3 separate regions of the Mus musculus genome follow, and regions 1 and 2 are each linked to region 3. The links are chromatin loops, found by intact Hi-C in ENCODE. Cell type or tissue: left cerebral cortex. All regions are shown on one strand.

Region 1 (5,000 bases), 120 kb after region 3:
CTGTGCCAGTTGGCCCGCCCAGCCGAACCTGGGCCTGTGCCCGGCCCCCGCCCGCCCCCGCCCGCCGCGTCTGGAGGTCACATTCAGTCCTGACGCGGCTCGTTGGGTCAGGCAGCAAGAAGAGCCGCGCGGAGCCCTGGGTCCCACAGCCCAGCCGTTTAGGGACACGGCTGCCTGGCCCTGTCTTGCCCGGGGCTTTTGGATTTCTTGTGGCTTGGTGGGTCTGGGGGCTCCGGGACAGCACCCTCACCAAGTGTCCTCTCTGAGACACTGGTGCCTGGAAGATCTGCGGACGCCGCGTGCGCACTGGTGACGCCTGGCACAGAGAAACCCAGCACACAGAACTGACAACTTCCCGCTGCTGCCGTAGCCCTCGCTCCCTTCCCAAGCAGGAAGGGCACTGCTCTGTTCTTTGGGGCAGCTGGTAGCTGCAGCCGGAGGAGTCCTGGGGCCATCCCCAGTGCCTGCTTTTGCCCTCTCGGCTCCTGAGGATGTGAACAGAGGTAGAACCGGGGGATACCAGCAAGAAGCCCTAAGGAGCCTTGCGGCCACAGCCTCCTAATCACCGCTCCGCTCCCTGGAGCATCCTTCCAGCCGGATGTTTCCGGAAAACTTGGCCGAGGGGGAGACGCAGATGAGAGGATGTGAGTGGTCCCCAGCTGGCGGGGCAAGAGGGTGGGGTTGGCTGGTGACGGGGACTTCTATGGGGCTACAGGAAATTTCAGCTGCACATGTGGTGGTGGTGGGGTCTTGGAATTTTGGACCCGTGGCCTGGCGCTCCTTCTTGCCTTTCTAGGGTGCAGCCAAGATCCCCTGGAAGGAGGCTGTACTTAGTCTTAGCTCCAAGCGTGCCTGGGGCATTCTCAGCGGGGCTTCCCCGGGGTGGACAGAGCAGCTGGGCTGTCTCTACGACACGGGATATGAAGTGCTCCTGTGCACAGCACCCTAATGTAAGGTTCCTAGAACAAGAGTAGAGGAAGCTCCTGTCTCCCCAGGGCTGTGTGGCACACTCTGGGAAGGGCCTCCCCAACAGCTCTGCCCAGTGCTCTTCCCTGACCACACGTGTTCGGGAACAGCTGAGCGTCATCCCCCCCACCCTGACAGTTTCTAGCTTTTATAGGCTGAGTTAGTTGGGAGACCCAGCTGTTCTGACTCCCTATTGACCTAACTGAATTTGGAAATGTCTGTTCCCCGGGGTCGGGCCACCCTCCCCTCCCAAGTCTTCATTGCACCCCACCCCCAACAGCTCCAAATGGAGACCTGCCCTGGGGTTCCGGGCCTGCGATCCCTCGGCCTGACGTGTTTGTTGGGCCCTCTTGGACGGCACTCGGGTAATATAAATAAACGCAGCCCCAGCCGCCAGGTTCTGGAAGTGGCAGCTGCTGCTGGCGCGGGTGGAGGGAAAGGTCAGGGGCTGAGTTACACTTGATCCTGAGCCCTGGCCCTCCCTGCCTCCTGTCCTTGAGGAGCCCTGAGAAGCTGCTCTGGAGCCACGTGGCTCTTGTGGTCACTGTAGGCCAGCAGGTGGCCTGGCTATCCCGCACCTCCCCCAAACCATGGCGCGTCCCCCTCCCCCCCAATGCTGCTACTATGGGAAGCTGAGGCTTCAGACCCACTCCTGAGCTGGGTGAGGTGGGTGAGAAACCTTCAAGAATTCCAGTCTTGACCAGGGTGTGGGGGAGGGGCAAGACTGACTCAAAGCCATGTAGACCTAGGGGGTCACTTGCTGGTGTGTTGGGGGTTTTATTGTTTCCTTTGTTTGTAGTGAGCCACCAACTGGGGTTTGAATGAGGGGGTGGTGAGAAGGGGGTGGGCCCCCTCCCCTGCCCTCCCCGCCCCCTGCAATTCGTAGTTACAGCCTCTTGTTCTGCTTTGACTTGTGTTGAAGAACATGATTTGAAGCCTGGTGGTAGGAAATGGGACTTAGCCTTGTCACAAGTGGCTTTGAAGCTCCGCCGAAGCGCCGGCCTCCTAACCTCCATCCCCAGGGGCAGGTTTCTGGCACTGCCATGGGAAAATGGCCAGCTTTGCCTTCAAGGGAGCTGGGGCTCATTGAAGGTTGCTGAGGGTGCACAGCCTTCTAGTATAGCCCAAGGTTTGTAGCCTCAGAGCTTGTGAGCCATGAGGTCTGTGGCCTTGGGGAGGGGTTGAGGGGGGCCTCCGCAGATCTGAAGATTGTCCCACCATGTGGTCTCAAGCTGTGACTTGAGACAGATCCACCCGTGACTGCTAAGTGCCAGGTGGGCCCTGAGTCTGGTGTGGCTCTTGAGGTGTGGGGGGGCCCCAAGCTCACCCTGCTCCCCTCCCCAGCTCGGCCTTGCTCTGACCTGAGCTCTTCCAGGGCTCGTTCCCCTTCACCTATGGTGAGACCGGAAAGCGGGCTTGTTCTCCTGAGGCCTCACTGCAGCTGTGCAGTGTCAGAGCTGGGTCACCACAGCTCCCGCCCAACTGGGGAGGGAAGGATGGGGGGAGGCTGTCTTCTGCCCCCTAGAATCTTAACTGTGGCCTCGCTTGGGGCCATGCCTGTTACTGTTTGTTTCCTGGTCCCTCCCTGGCTGTGCCCCCTTGGCTTTGGACGGTAGTGAACCCTCATCTGCCCTCCACCTGTAGGCCTCCTGGAACATGGGAGGAACTGGTCAGCCATTGCCCGTATGGTGGGCTCCAAGACCGTGTCCCAGTGTAAGAACTTCTACTTCAACTACAAGAAGAGGCAGAACCTGGACGAAATCCTTCAGCAGCACAAGCTAAAGATGGTAAGTCTGGCCAGAACTCGGTGGCCACGTCCACTGGGAACTGGGGCCAGCCAGGCCTCCCACAGCCTCGCTCATGTGGCCCCTGGCTGCCTGGCATCTGCATGGGGAGGGATGGGTGGGCTGGGCCCTGACTCAGCCAGGAATCGGACCTGGAGGTCCTAAGTGAGCAGCTTCGCTTCTGCTTGGCTGCCCTTTTGAACAGTCGGGCTACAGGGACAGGGAATGAGGGTCCCAGAAGACAGAGGCTGGAGGAAGACTTGGGGCCCACACTGACAGCTGTATCTCTAAGCAGGGCCTTTTTTACATCCATGGCCAGGAGGGCCACTGGAGCCACTGCACTGCCTTCCCATGATCCTCCCCAACCCCATCTTAACGTCATCAGCCTGTTAGGGCTGGGGAAACTGAGGACCAGGGAAGCTCTTCAGCCACCTAAGTGGGTGTATGAACTCAGAGCCGAGTAGCTCTACCACCTCTCCAATCTCCCGCCGTGGTCTGAGTGAGGCTTGTGAAGGACACCTTGAGGCCCATCGTTCCCTGGCTTTAAAGTTGTGTGGGTTCCTGTGCAGTGAAAGATGTATTGCTCTTTCCTGAGCCTCGAGGCCCAGTGCAGGGTACACAGCAGCACAGGGTGCGGTAGAGCATGGTCCAGCAGCCAGAGACACAGCATTGCTCCATTAGGGCTCCTCTCAAGACCCATGTGGAATCCAGGGACACCCTTGTTGGCCCACCCTCCTGCCCCAGCTATTTCTTACGGCTCGTGTCCCCCGAACATATGACTGCCCAACTCTCCATGTCTCCAGGGAACTGCTCCCTCTGCTCTCAATGACCCCCGGTGGGACAGTGGACCCAAGGACATAGTCATCTAAAAGGGGCCAGGTCTGAGCTTGTGGTCTGAGCACCATGTGACCTGACCAGCTTCTCCCTACTGAGCCACTTCTTTAGCTAGAAAGTAGGTGGAGGGGACAGTGACACGGACAGGAAGGAGGTGCCCGTGAATGGGAGGCCCTCTGTGGGGCTTCCTGCCTGCTTGCTCTTTGTGATACCCCTGTCACTGATGTCATAGCTACCCATCCCATGTCCTCTAGGTACCTGAAGCCCTTGCGATCACTATGCAGCAATTACCAAGGGGCTGTCTGCTGATAGGTGTAGGGGTGTGTGTGTGTGTGTGTTTGTCTAGGCTGTGCCACTTACAGGCTGTGTGGCTTTTTAGCTAAGAGTCTTATCTGCTCTGTGCCTCAGTTTCTCTGCCTGTGAAATGGGAAGGATAACAGCTCCTCCCAAGTGACAGGGCAGTACTTGAAAAGGGGACACTAGGCAATTCGCCAGCTCCCCACCAGCTAAAGCCAGATGGCAGAGGGCTCAGGGTCTTTGTGGTGTGGTATGTCTATCCCAGGTGATAGATGGATGCAAGCCTGCGTGCATGGAGTCCCTCCAAAGGACATAGGGCTCTGCCCGGTGGGAGTGTGCTCTGGCCCTGTAGCTTGTGCTCAGAGCGCACAGCCTGGCCTCTGGGCCTCAGTTCCCACCTGCTTCAGGAGTGTATGAGGAGCAGGTACCTTCCACTGAGGAAAGTCCAGTGTCTGGCCCAGGTCACAGAGTAGGACAGAGTTTGTGTATAGTGGGCAAAGGCGTGGTTGGAGTGTCTGGAGGAGCTTACTACTTAGTGGGATGTGGGAATCATGGTGAGCTATTGAGCTGAGGTGACTCTGGTCTGAATGGGATGGAGGCAGGCTGCCCAGGAAAGGGGACCCCTGCCCCGTTCTTAGCTTTGTCATTCAGGTGGCTGCCCTGGCGGAGGCCTGTAGAGGAGGTGGGCTGATTCTCTCCCCAGGCAACCTCAAGAGCTGGCTGGCTGGTCCTGAGGATCATGATAAGAGCAGTGAGCAGAGGCGGAGGCCCCTGAAGTACAGAGCGAGTACCGTGTTGTATGAGTGTATGAGCTGGCCTGTGGCAGCCCCTGACCTGGGCTGTCTGTTCTCACCCACTCGGCATCAGGCTGCCACTGTAAAGAGGGTAGGCCAAGCTGCACTAAGGATGCTTGAGCCCGGAGGATCAGGAGTTCAGGGCCAGCCTAGGCTACAGGACCGTGTCTCAAAAAGAAAATGACAAGAACTAAGAGGTTCACTTCTGTTCTCTGAGTCCTGAAGCAGTGGCTAGGGCCTTTGGCTGCTGGCCCGGCCCCGTCTGAAAGCAGGAAGGCATGCCACCCTCAGCCACCCAGAGAACAGGGGAGGCAGGAGGTCAGTG
Region 2 (5,000 bases), 110 kb after region 3:
AGGTGGGAGACACAGCCAAGTGGCTTGAATACAATGCCCCAGCACAGGGCAGCTGTGAAGTACAGGCTAATTCCTCCCGTACCGCCTTCTGTCTCCTTGAGTTCTGACCCTCACTTTCCATGGCCCACCTTGAGACAGTGTTGAACTGACAGGAAACTCCTTCAGTGTCAGGTTCAGGGGGCTCTGTCTGCCAGAATGAGGCTTCGCCCCTGGGCTGTATGGAGTGTTAGAATCTGAAGGGAAGGGCACAGTCTCGCTGACAGACATCTGGTACCCAGCCGAGGAGCCAGCAACCATGCATGGCTGCCCTGACCCCTCCCCTTACAGAACACAGGATTCTTAGGAGCTGGAGAGAAGTGGCCCTGAGGATCCCGAGTGCACAACAGTGTTGCCTTAAGAGGCTACAGTGGCTGGACAAGTCAGGTTCTTGCTCTGTCTCTGTGTACCAGTATGCCATGGTGTCCGTCCTTCCCCAGTGTAGCCTAGTCCTATAAAAGACAAGGCCCTAGAGCCATTGTGCATCAATGGTTTTCTGCCAGGAAGGAACAATGGAAGGAAAGAGTTTCCCTACACACACACACACACACACACACACACACACACACACACACACACAAAGGCTTTCTGCAGATATTACTCTTACTCCACTGGGCTCAGGGGAGATGGCAGGACTCGAACCCCTACACCCGAGTGTGGTGCTTTTCTGGCTTCATTCTACCTCCAACCTCTCCCACCTGGCTGGCTCCCCAGTTGCCCTGGCCTCTGCGTTCACCGTCCCTCCCTTCCCCAGCTTCACCTGTCTCCTGTTTTCCCTCCTGCCTCTGCTCCCCGGGCTGTAGCAGCAGCAGCAGCAGCAACAACAGCAGCAGCAGCAGCAGATGGCACGGAGCAGCCAGGAGGAGAAGGAGGAGAAGGAGAAGGAGAAGGAGGCCGACAAGGAGGAAGAGAAGCAGGATGCGGAGAACGAGAAGGAAGAACTCAGCAAGTAAGGCCTGGCAGCTGCGCGGTGCACACCTGGGCCCCTGGGGAACAGAGCCTGGCGCCAGTTTGGAGCCCCAGTCAGTTCTCCCAGGCCTTTCCTCCCGGAAGCCTCAGCCCCCACTCTGTCCATCCCCCACCCTCTCTGCACACCCCCGCTTCTCCCACCCCCCCCAAGAGACCTAGGAGACTGATTGCTCATTTGAGCCCTGCTCCGGGACTCATAAATCCAGACAGCCACTTTGGCACTCAGCCTTGCCTCCCCTCCAAGGCCCCTGAGGTCCACGAGGGAGAGAGGGCTGAAGGGCCTCGGGAGGGCAACATGGACGCAAGCATCTGGCAGCCCCCGCCTTCATCCTCACCCCCATCAGCACCCGCCAACCCCCCTAGCCAGCGGGAGAAGGTGGAGGGGCCGCAGGTGCTGTGCTGGGCCTGTGCACATCAGAGCCTCCTCCTTCCCTGTCTCCACGGCTCCAGCCGGCATCTTTCAGGAAGATGAATGAGTGACAGAGGCGATAAATCTACCCCAGTTGCTTCTGAGGAGCCAGGTCCCCAGGTCATGTGCACCCCCACTGCTGGGCTGGGCTGCAATTCCCCACGCCTGCAGTCCTATATACCCTGAGCAAATTGCTCTGTAGGGGTGCAGAATTAAGTCCCCGTGGCTAGTACAGGGGGCCACAGAGTCCCGAAGGCCTCTAGCTGGGCTCCCTGTTTGTATGGTGATGGTGTCAGCATCTCTTGAGGCCCCGCTGGTGACAGGTGGAGTCAGATGACTTCACATCTGCCCTTCCCACCCACCCCTGGATGAGCTCCCGCCACCTTTCAGGGTTAAGGTACTGCGGCAGGGGCCTGCCCGCCCATAGCACCCTTTTAGCCAGCTGCAGCTCTTTCCTCTCTGCAGCTGTGATGGAGCAACCCAAAGGTCTCCCCAGTGGTCTTGGGGTGTCCATCCCCAGCTGATCCATCCCGGTGTCCCTTTCGTGACCTCAGGGAGAAGACAGACGACACTTCTGGCGAGGACAACGATGAGAAAGAGGCCGTGGCCTCCAAAGGCCGCAAAACTGCCAACAGCCAAGGCCGCCGCAAAGGCCGTATCACGCGCTCCATGGCCAACGAGGCCAACCATGAGGAGACAGCCACCCCACAGCAAAGTTCAGAGCTGGGTGAGCAGGCTGGGGACTGGGGGGGGGGGGGGCTGGAATGTAGGGAGATTGTTTCTTGCTAGGATTCCGTGAAGTTGGAGTAAACTGCCCCTAGCTGAGGACCTGGGTCTCTGTCTGTGGGGTTTAGATAAAGTATTTGGCTAACTGCGCTTATTGTGACCCGGAGCGTTCTCCCTTTTGCCTCGGTATCTTCACATGCACAGAGAGAAATTATACACCTAACAAGAATATAAAGAGAACCTGGGTGCAGGCCGAGCTTAGGACTGGGAAGAGGCTGTGAACCCACCTTTCCCCAACCCAGCCCCATTTGTTGTTTTAAATCAGAAGATTGGGCCGTGTGGACATTTGGGGTGGTGATGAACTGGGTTAAGTCATCTAGTAGAAGGATAGTTCTGAGATGGTCTCTTCACCTTTGTGGGTTTTGGTTTCCCTTGCCTTCTCTGGGTAAAAAAGTAAGCCAGTAGGGTGAGCTGAGCTGCAGTTCCAAGGGCAGCCACCAGGGGCAGCAGTGCACACTCATCCTGTGCAGTGAGTGGGTCATCTTGGCTGCTTGGGTCTCTTCCCAGGTTCTATTTCTCTAGTGGATCTGAGGTAGACTTTCACTCTTCTTGGAACTGGCTTGGGCTTTATGTATGAGCTGCTGGGGGCAGTGTAGCTTACCTCAAGTTATGATATAATTGGGATTTGAACTCAGCTCCGCTGACCACAAATCCTGTGTGGGTTTTGTGGGTGTGTGTCAGCTGGCACTTGATGGCAGAGTGCCAGCAGGCCTGTGAGGCAGACCTCATGTGTAAGACAGTCCCATGGCTTGTACTAGGCTGAAGGACAGAAAATACACCCTGGCCTCTCTCAGTGTTCCAGAATCTTCTACCTGTGGCTTGCAAAGCCTCCCACGAAGGTGTCCGTGGAAGGACAGGGGACTCTGAGATCCAGGAGACAGCCGGGGCTTGGCAGCAGGAAGGGACACAGGCCACACCATGCCTGTCACAGTTCTCGGCACACCCCTGTCAGGGACTCACAGCTGGGCTACAGGCAGCAGGTCACCTAAGGAGCGGTCAGAGTGTGGTGTGTCATCCAGACAAGGCTGCCTCTGCCCACCCTGTGCCTGGCTGCGTCCCTTCTGAAGGGCCTTGTTGTCCTCGGGTGAGCTAGGGAGACTGTAATAGTCACCAGCACCAAAGGAGGCCTAGCCATGGTGACGTCACTCACAAGCCGAGAGCAAATGCTGAGGAGCCATTTTTTGAGGGTCATGGTAGGAGACGGGCTGTGAGCGTTTAGAGCAGAGGTTCTCAACCTTCCTAAGGCCTCAACCCTTTAATACAGTTCCTCTTGTTGTGGTGAAAACCCCCCAACCATAAAGTTAGTTTGTTGATACCACATAACTAATTTTGCTATTGTTATCAACTGTAATACAAATATCTGATATGTTGCCCCTGTGGGGGTCACACACAACCCACGGGTTGAAAACCACTGATCTAGAGGGTTGCCTCCAAGGAGGTGTGAAATGGCCCGCTCTGCACAATGGAGTCCCTGCCCATGATTCTTCCTTTACATTTGTGACCGTGTCCCTAGGTGGGCTTACCCCTTCCTGGCAAAGTGCAAGTAGAAACAGGCCATGACCCAGACCCTGGCCACCTGTTTCCTTGTCTGCGAATGGAGATACCAGATCCTCTCAGCATAGTGCGCTGTGGTGCTGTCTGTGTGTGTGTGTGTGTGTGTGTGTGTGTTGGTGGTGGGGGGGGCTTCTGTACACAGCTACTGGCCCCTGGGCATGGGGCATCAGGCACTGTGGTAAGGGGGGGCTGGCCAGCTCAGAGCAGACTGTAGGGGAAGCACTCTATGGAACGCCTACCAATGCCTGTCTTCTTTGCAGCTTCCATGGAGATGAACGAGAGTTCTCGCTGGACTGAGGAAGAGATGGAGACAGCAAAGAAAGGTAAAGCGACGTGATAGTGTGCGCCGTGTTTGTTTGTCCCCGGCACTGGGATGCCTGGCTCGCAAAGCTGCTGGTGCATCTGGCCAGGAGCAGGGGCTCTTCAGAGCCTCAGTTGAACCTGCCAGAGAACAAGTCTCTGCCTCGAGTGCTGGCCTGTACCTGAATTTAGAATGGCTTAGGAGCCTGTGGTTTGAGTGTGCGAGGAACTACCTCAACTGGTCCCTGAGGACAGTGGCCAAGGTGCTTGGTGGACAGTCCCCTGGCCATCGAGGCTGGCCACAGGGTCAGTGGCACAGGAGGGAGGGCTTCCTGTCTTCACACCTGCGTGTGGCTCTTACATGGGGTCTCCAAGGTCCCCACGCTGGTGCAGGCTTGTGCTCTGCAAACATTTGGAATTGGTGCCTAGCTTTTGGTGGTGGTGTGTTCCACAGTAGACCAGACAGCAGCCATAATAGTTGTCTACATCACAAGGCCAAGACTATAGATTTTCAAAATCAGGGAGTCGTTAGCTGTGACATGTGACTGGGCTAAGCCATTCACACCCTGAGGATGACATCTCACTGCCAACAACCTGCTGGCTAGACAGGACCCCTTCCCCAGCATCTCTCTGAGCCTTGACCTTTGAGGGGACGCCTCCTGGGGCCCTGGTAACATTAGCATGACCTGCCTCGAAACCACACTCATTATGCCTGAGGCCTTCACTCTCCAGCTTGGTGACCTATCTCTGAGCCTCAGTTTACCCATCTCTAAGATAGGAGTGCCAGAATGGCTACAAGGAGTTGAAGCCACCTTAGGATGAGTGGCTTTCACTGAGGGTCCCAGAGCTAGCGATTGTGAATGTCTGGCCCTACCTCTCCCATGTCTCTGAGAGAAACAAAGCCACCTGCTCACTTGAATGTGGCATTGCAGTGGGCTCCTGCCTT
Region 3 (5,000 bases):
GGCTGCTGTTAAAGATCTAAGGCAGAGAGGGCCCACTATGGGGCATGTGAATGAGCTCTACTGCTAGTGGGCAAGCTCCTACTGGGGTTGAGTGGTCCTGATTGGGTGTCCAAGACTGGACCATGGGCTCAGAACGTAGCCTAGGCACGTGTCCTGGAAAATTCCCTATGGCTGTTCATTTTAGATATCAGGGGGCCCGGGTGACAGGGCTGCGTAGCGCGACTCGCGTGGGCCTCTCCAGGATCTCATATTGCAGTCCCTGAACCAGCTCGTCATTGGTTGTGGTCCGCAGAGCCTTTCCCCAATCTCCCAGGCGAGGCCCAGCGCGTCGCTGAGCATCTGCGTGCGACTCTGAGGGCTCCGTGGGTGGCCCTCCCGGGGCGTCGTCTCCGCATCCCCTGGACACTCCTGAGTTATAATTTAATAGCTGAAACGCGATTCCCGTGAAGTCTCTGGGGTTCGCGGAGGAGGAGGGGGCGAGGAGGTATTTGCTCCGCCTTCTTCGGGCAAAAAAAAAAAAAAAAAAAAAAAAAAAAACGCAGCTCGGGGTGCGCGCACGGCGGCGGGGTGCGTAGGCCTGGAAGGCGTGCATGCGGGCCCTTTAAGGCGGCAGGGGCGGGCTTCCACAAGGCCCCGCCCCTCGCCCCGCCCCTCGCCGCCAGGAGCGGAGCCGCGGGCAGCGCAGGCCGGGCCGCATCCCCGTCCCCGCGCCAGCCGCCCGCGCCCGCCATGCGCGCCCCGCAGCGGCCCGCGCGTCCGGGCCCCGCGTCGTAGCGCGGCGGGCGGAGACCGCAGGCTCTCAGCCCGGACCCGCCGCATCCTCGAGCCCGATCGGCGCCGTAGCCCGGCGCCAGCGCCCGGTGCCGCCGCCGGCGAGGTGAGTCGGGCCGAGTGCGCGGAGGGCGGCGGGGAGCGGGTGGCTTCCGGGCCGGGGCGGCGCACGCGGCGGAGTTGGCGCCCCCGAGGGGACGGGCGGCGCGGCAGGGAGCGCGCGGGGGCGCGGGAACTTCGGGAACTCTCGGGACCTTGCAGGGCGGTGCAGGCCGCGACCCTGGCACCCGGGACCCTGAAGGATGGAACAGGCCAAGACTTAGGGACCTGCGGGGTGGAGCAGGCCGAGAATCGGGGACCTTGCGGGATGGAACAGGCCGAGAACCGGGGACCCTCCAGGCCAGGAACCGGGTACCTCCTGGGTGGCGCAGCCTGAAGACCTGGGGACCATGTAGGGTGGCACAACCTGAGGACTGGTAGCCCTGCAGGGAATCACAGGCCGGGACCAGGGATCCTCTGGGATAAAGTAGCCCCGGACCTGGAGACTCTTTAGGGTGGTAGAAGCCAGGACCCGGGGACCTTCTGAGATGGCACGAGCTAAGACCCGGGAACCCTGCAGGGAGATTCAGGTCAGGACCCGAGAGCTCTGCTTGCAGTTTAGGCCAGGACCCGGCTACCCTGTGGTATGTTTTGAAGGCCAGGCCCCGGGGATCTTGCAGCAGGGTGGCGCAGCCTGAGGATTGACTGATGTACTCTTGTTTTGGAGAGGGCCAGGACTCATGGACCCTCTGTTGTGGCGCAGCCTGAGAACCGGGATTCTCAGGGGTGGGTGGCGCAGCTCTAGGACTTGGGACCCCCTCCCGGCCGCTTCCCCCGGCGACTCTGGGGTGGCACAGGCCAGGATCTGAGACCCTCGGGGGTGGCGCATTCTGGGGACCCAAGGACCCCGTGGGCGGCCGCGCCCCCCCTCCGGTGACGCGGCGCCGCCTCCTGTACCCTCCCCCTGGCCGTGCGGATACTTCGGATGCCACTAGTTTGGGAAGTTGCAGATCCGAGCCTAGCGGGGCAGCCGGGAGCCCCAGCACCCCCAGACGCGCGTGGGAAGCGGCCTCCCCTCCCGACCTTGAGGGAGGAGAGCCGGGCGGGCGTCCAGACAGGCGGTCCCTCGGGCCTCTAGAGCTGGAGGCGCCCAGCAGCGGCGGCTGAATAATCTTTACATTGTAGCTTTATTCGCACAGCTAGGTCCATCCGGCGGCGTGCGCGCGCGCCCTCCCCGAGAGTCTGGTGCAGGCAGCGGGGGCGGATCCGTTCGTTCTCAGCCTCCTCCCTTCCTCTCCTTCTCCTCCCCCCTGTTGGTGAGAACTGGTTTTATTACGATTACGGCTTTTTTTCCTCCCTCTTTGCAGATTTTGTGGAGGGATGTGTGAGAGGGGAGGTAGGAGTGGAAGGCATAGGATCCCTGGGGGGGCCCTGTGGGCAGTGTTAGGGTGGCCTTGGCTTTGCCCTTTTGATTCCAGCGCTGGTCCCTGCGGCTGCTTTGATGAAAGGGGCTCTGAGGCCAGGCGCGTGTAGGGGGTGCATCTCAGGCCACTGCTGGGGACTTCGTGGGTGGCCTCTTTTTCTTTTTTAATTGTAGAGGAGGGGGCAGAATAGTCAAGGAGGCGAGGTGGCTAGAGGCCTAAGCGTTCTGGTTGGTTCTGTAGCTCAGCTCCTGGGTTCGAATCTTGGGTGGCTGACTGATGGGGAGTTGGGGTGGGGGGGCAGATGACTTCACCTGCCTGTGGTTATGGGCTTCTTTTCTGCAGAGTGAGGGTGAAAACAGTTCCCTGGTCTGGGGCGCTTCTGAGAACCAAGTCTGTGCAGAGGGTCCTTGGATAGGTTACTATGACTACTGTTATTTCCGGATTCTCATCCTTGCTCTGTCGTCGTATTGGGGAAACCCACGAGAGTGAGTGTCTGCTCCACCTTTGGGAGCAGGGAGGGTCTGATGGAGGAGGCAGGATGGAGAAGGGCCAGGCCTCAGCCCATTGAGCACAGGCAAACACGGAGTTGGCAGCCAGCTGAGCTGCAGTGAGTGGTGGAGGGGGTGGTGAGGGCATTTCGGGTACTGCCTAGCTTCCCTGCACTCCATGTCCCTGTTCGGAAATTTACCGCTGTTTCTTTGGGGCGCCAGGGGAGCCTGCGGTGTTCGAGTCCAGACGTGGGGGTGGGAGTGAGTGGCCAGACCTAGCCTCTTCCCACGGAGCTATTTACGCTTGCCCAGGAATCGATACTATTGATAAACTCATGTCGGTGGTAATGTGGCTGTCAGGCCCGGGTGAGGGATGGAGACCCCCTCCTGGGGCTGTGCTCCCCCCCCCCCCCATGAGGGTTCATGGCTTAATCCTTTCTTTTCTCCTAGTGAATACTTGGGCTACCTCCCAAAGGTTTTCCAGCTCTGCAAACAGGAACCGAGCTGCAATACAGCTGGATCTAGAATTGTTCTGGGCCAGCAGGTGCTTGCCACTCTACAGCCCCCCCTCTCCACAGGGACCCGGGATTCCTGGCTGGAAATGTTTCTGGCTGGGTCCCACCCCAAACTGGTGTTGGGGAACGACCCCTGTGTTAACCGCTGAAGATGGGGGTGGCACCTCCTCACCACCCAGTTAAAAGGGGAGATTGATCCAGTGGGAGATTCACACAGGCTGATCACCAGGGGCTGGCTCGATTTTTTTTTTCTTTTTCCTCTTGTCTGAGGTTCCCCCCCCCCCCCCCCCCCGTCTGTCTGTCTGTCTCTCTCTCTCTGTTCTGTATCCGTTCATGTCTCCGATACCATATAGCAGCCTCCCTAGGTGATACCTCAGGGACAGTTTCCTGCAAGGGTGGCAGCTTTCTGGAGCTAGTGATTCCCACTTAAGGTGCCCAGGGGATGGATGAGTGTGTGTGTGTGTGTGTGTGTGTGGTAGGCAGGCAGGCAGGCAGGCAGTTAGCTGTCTGGGGAAGGCAGAGCTACACAAAGCCAAGTGGAGTGGGTGGCTTAGAAGACCCACCTCTTTAGGGAGGAAGAGAAGCTTGGGAAGGGTCAGGTGAGCATCCTTAGGGGAGGCTGATGGATGGGAAATCCACTTTATGGCACGCCAGGTGAATCCTGTTCTCGGAGTTGGCGGATCTGCATCTGCACTGCAGTAGCAAAACGGTGACATCCAGGAAAAACAAAAAACAAAAAAACCCAAAAAAATGCTGACTATGTGCTATCATTCAGAAAGCACTTACTGTGTGTGTGCCGACCTCAGAAAGCATTCAACTGTGTGTGTGTGTGTGCCAGCATTCAGAAAGTGCCTTTGTCTGTGCACCGAGCATCTACTGGTCTGTTCTGAGGTGGGCTATGGGGAAGTGACTGTCCTATTTTATAGAAGGTGTCACAGGGGCCCTGGGAGGTTTTGGTGACTGGCCTTGGAAGCTGGGGCAAACGCCTGGGTTGTTTCGCGGATCACACAGCACGACAGCCTTGGCTGCAAGGAAGGGATCAGGAACTGACCTTCCTCTTGGGGTTGGCACCTGCCCATCTTTGCAGGGCTGTGGGGGAGGGCAGCTCAGAGACTGGGAACTTGTTCTCCCAGGGTTTGGAGAGGGGGTGGTGCCAGCGGCAGGCTGGCATTTCTTTGAAGTCTCATTTTATCTCAAAACACTCATGCAAATTTTTGGCATCTGCCTTGGCGACAGTGCTGTGTTTATTTTGAAATGAAAACAGGGGTTTGAATTATTTAGCATGGTGTCTAACAGGGCATAACGCTGGAAGCGGGGAGCCCTGAAGCCTGGAGTGCCCTGCTCCTGTCTCCCCGGGGAATCTGGCTGGGGACACATAAGCCTGTGGTTGGAGAGGCCCTTGCTCCTGAGAGCCACACAGGTCAGAGGGGCAGTTGGCCCAAGGTCACAGCAGGACAGTGTGCCCGTGGTGGCAGTGAGTGGAAGAGAGATTTCTCCTAGTGACACCTCTGTGTTAGAGCAGAGTGCAGCCACTGCACATTGCCTTGCTCATGGACCCTTAGCTGGTCATAACCTTTTGGTTCATAGATACCACAAGAATTCGTGGAAGCACAGCAGGGGACCGAGTGCCTGATCCACTCTGTCTGACCTGGTGGTTGATTTAGCATCAAAGACTAAGGTTTTCTGGGTCACAAGCAGTGTGCCCAGGCTGGTAACCTCTAAATAGGGACTTGTGGGCCTCACCTGTCAAGTTGGAACCCTGC

What was found. Peaks named below come from ENCODE experiments on the same cell type or tissue, not always from the same donor. Only the 100,000 strongest peaks of a DNase experiment are listed, where the experiment ranks them.
Region 1: a loop joins it to region 3, with 3 times the contacts of the local background. A loop is called at or near these places in 4 of 42 quality-filtered maps.
Region 2: it touches region 3 in a loop (2.5-fold over the local background); 5 of 42 quality-filtered maps call a loop at or near these places.

Annotation. Positions count from the first base shown.
Region 1 is chr5:125,053,486-125,058,485 of GRCm38, reverse strand. Ncor2 (nuclear receptor co-repressor 2) reads left to right here. Exons shown (of 47, transcript NM_011424.3): 18 at 2,611-2,753. Among named protein-coding and RNA genes, the nearest start is that of Rflna, 53 kb to the right of the region's middle. In left cerebral cortex, a CTCF peak has its summit at 1,912; DNase peaks (open chromatin) are centred at 278 and 847; H3K4me3 peaks cover 2,698 bases; H3K27ac peaks cover 3,374 bases.
Region 2 is chr5:125,064,917-125,069,916 of GRCm38, reverse strand. Ncor2 (nuclear receptor co-repressor 2) reads left to right here. Exons shown (of 47, transcript NM_011424.3): 15 at 840-985; 16 at 1,969-2,141; 17 at 4,015-4,077. Among named protein-coding and RNA genes, the nearest start is that of Rflna, 64 kb to the right of the region's middle. In left cerebral cortex, a CTCF peak has its summit at 2,626; DNase peaks (open chromatin) are centred at 908 and 2,640.
Region 3 is chr5:125,174,874-125,179,873 of GRCm38, reverse strand. It overlaps Ncor2 (nuclear receptor co-repressor 2), which reads left to right and starts at 660. Exons shown (of 47, transcript NM_011424.3): 1 at 660-877. In left cerebral cortex, CTCF peaks have their summits at 1,023, 1,230, 2,135 and 2,841; DNase peaks (open chromatin) are centred at 2,828, 3,355, 3,797, 4,376 and 5 more places; H3K4me3 peaks cover 4,371 bases; H3K27ac peaks cover 4,528 bases.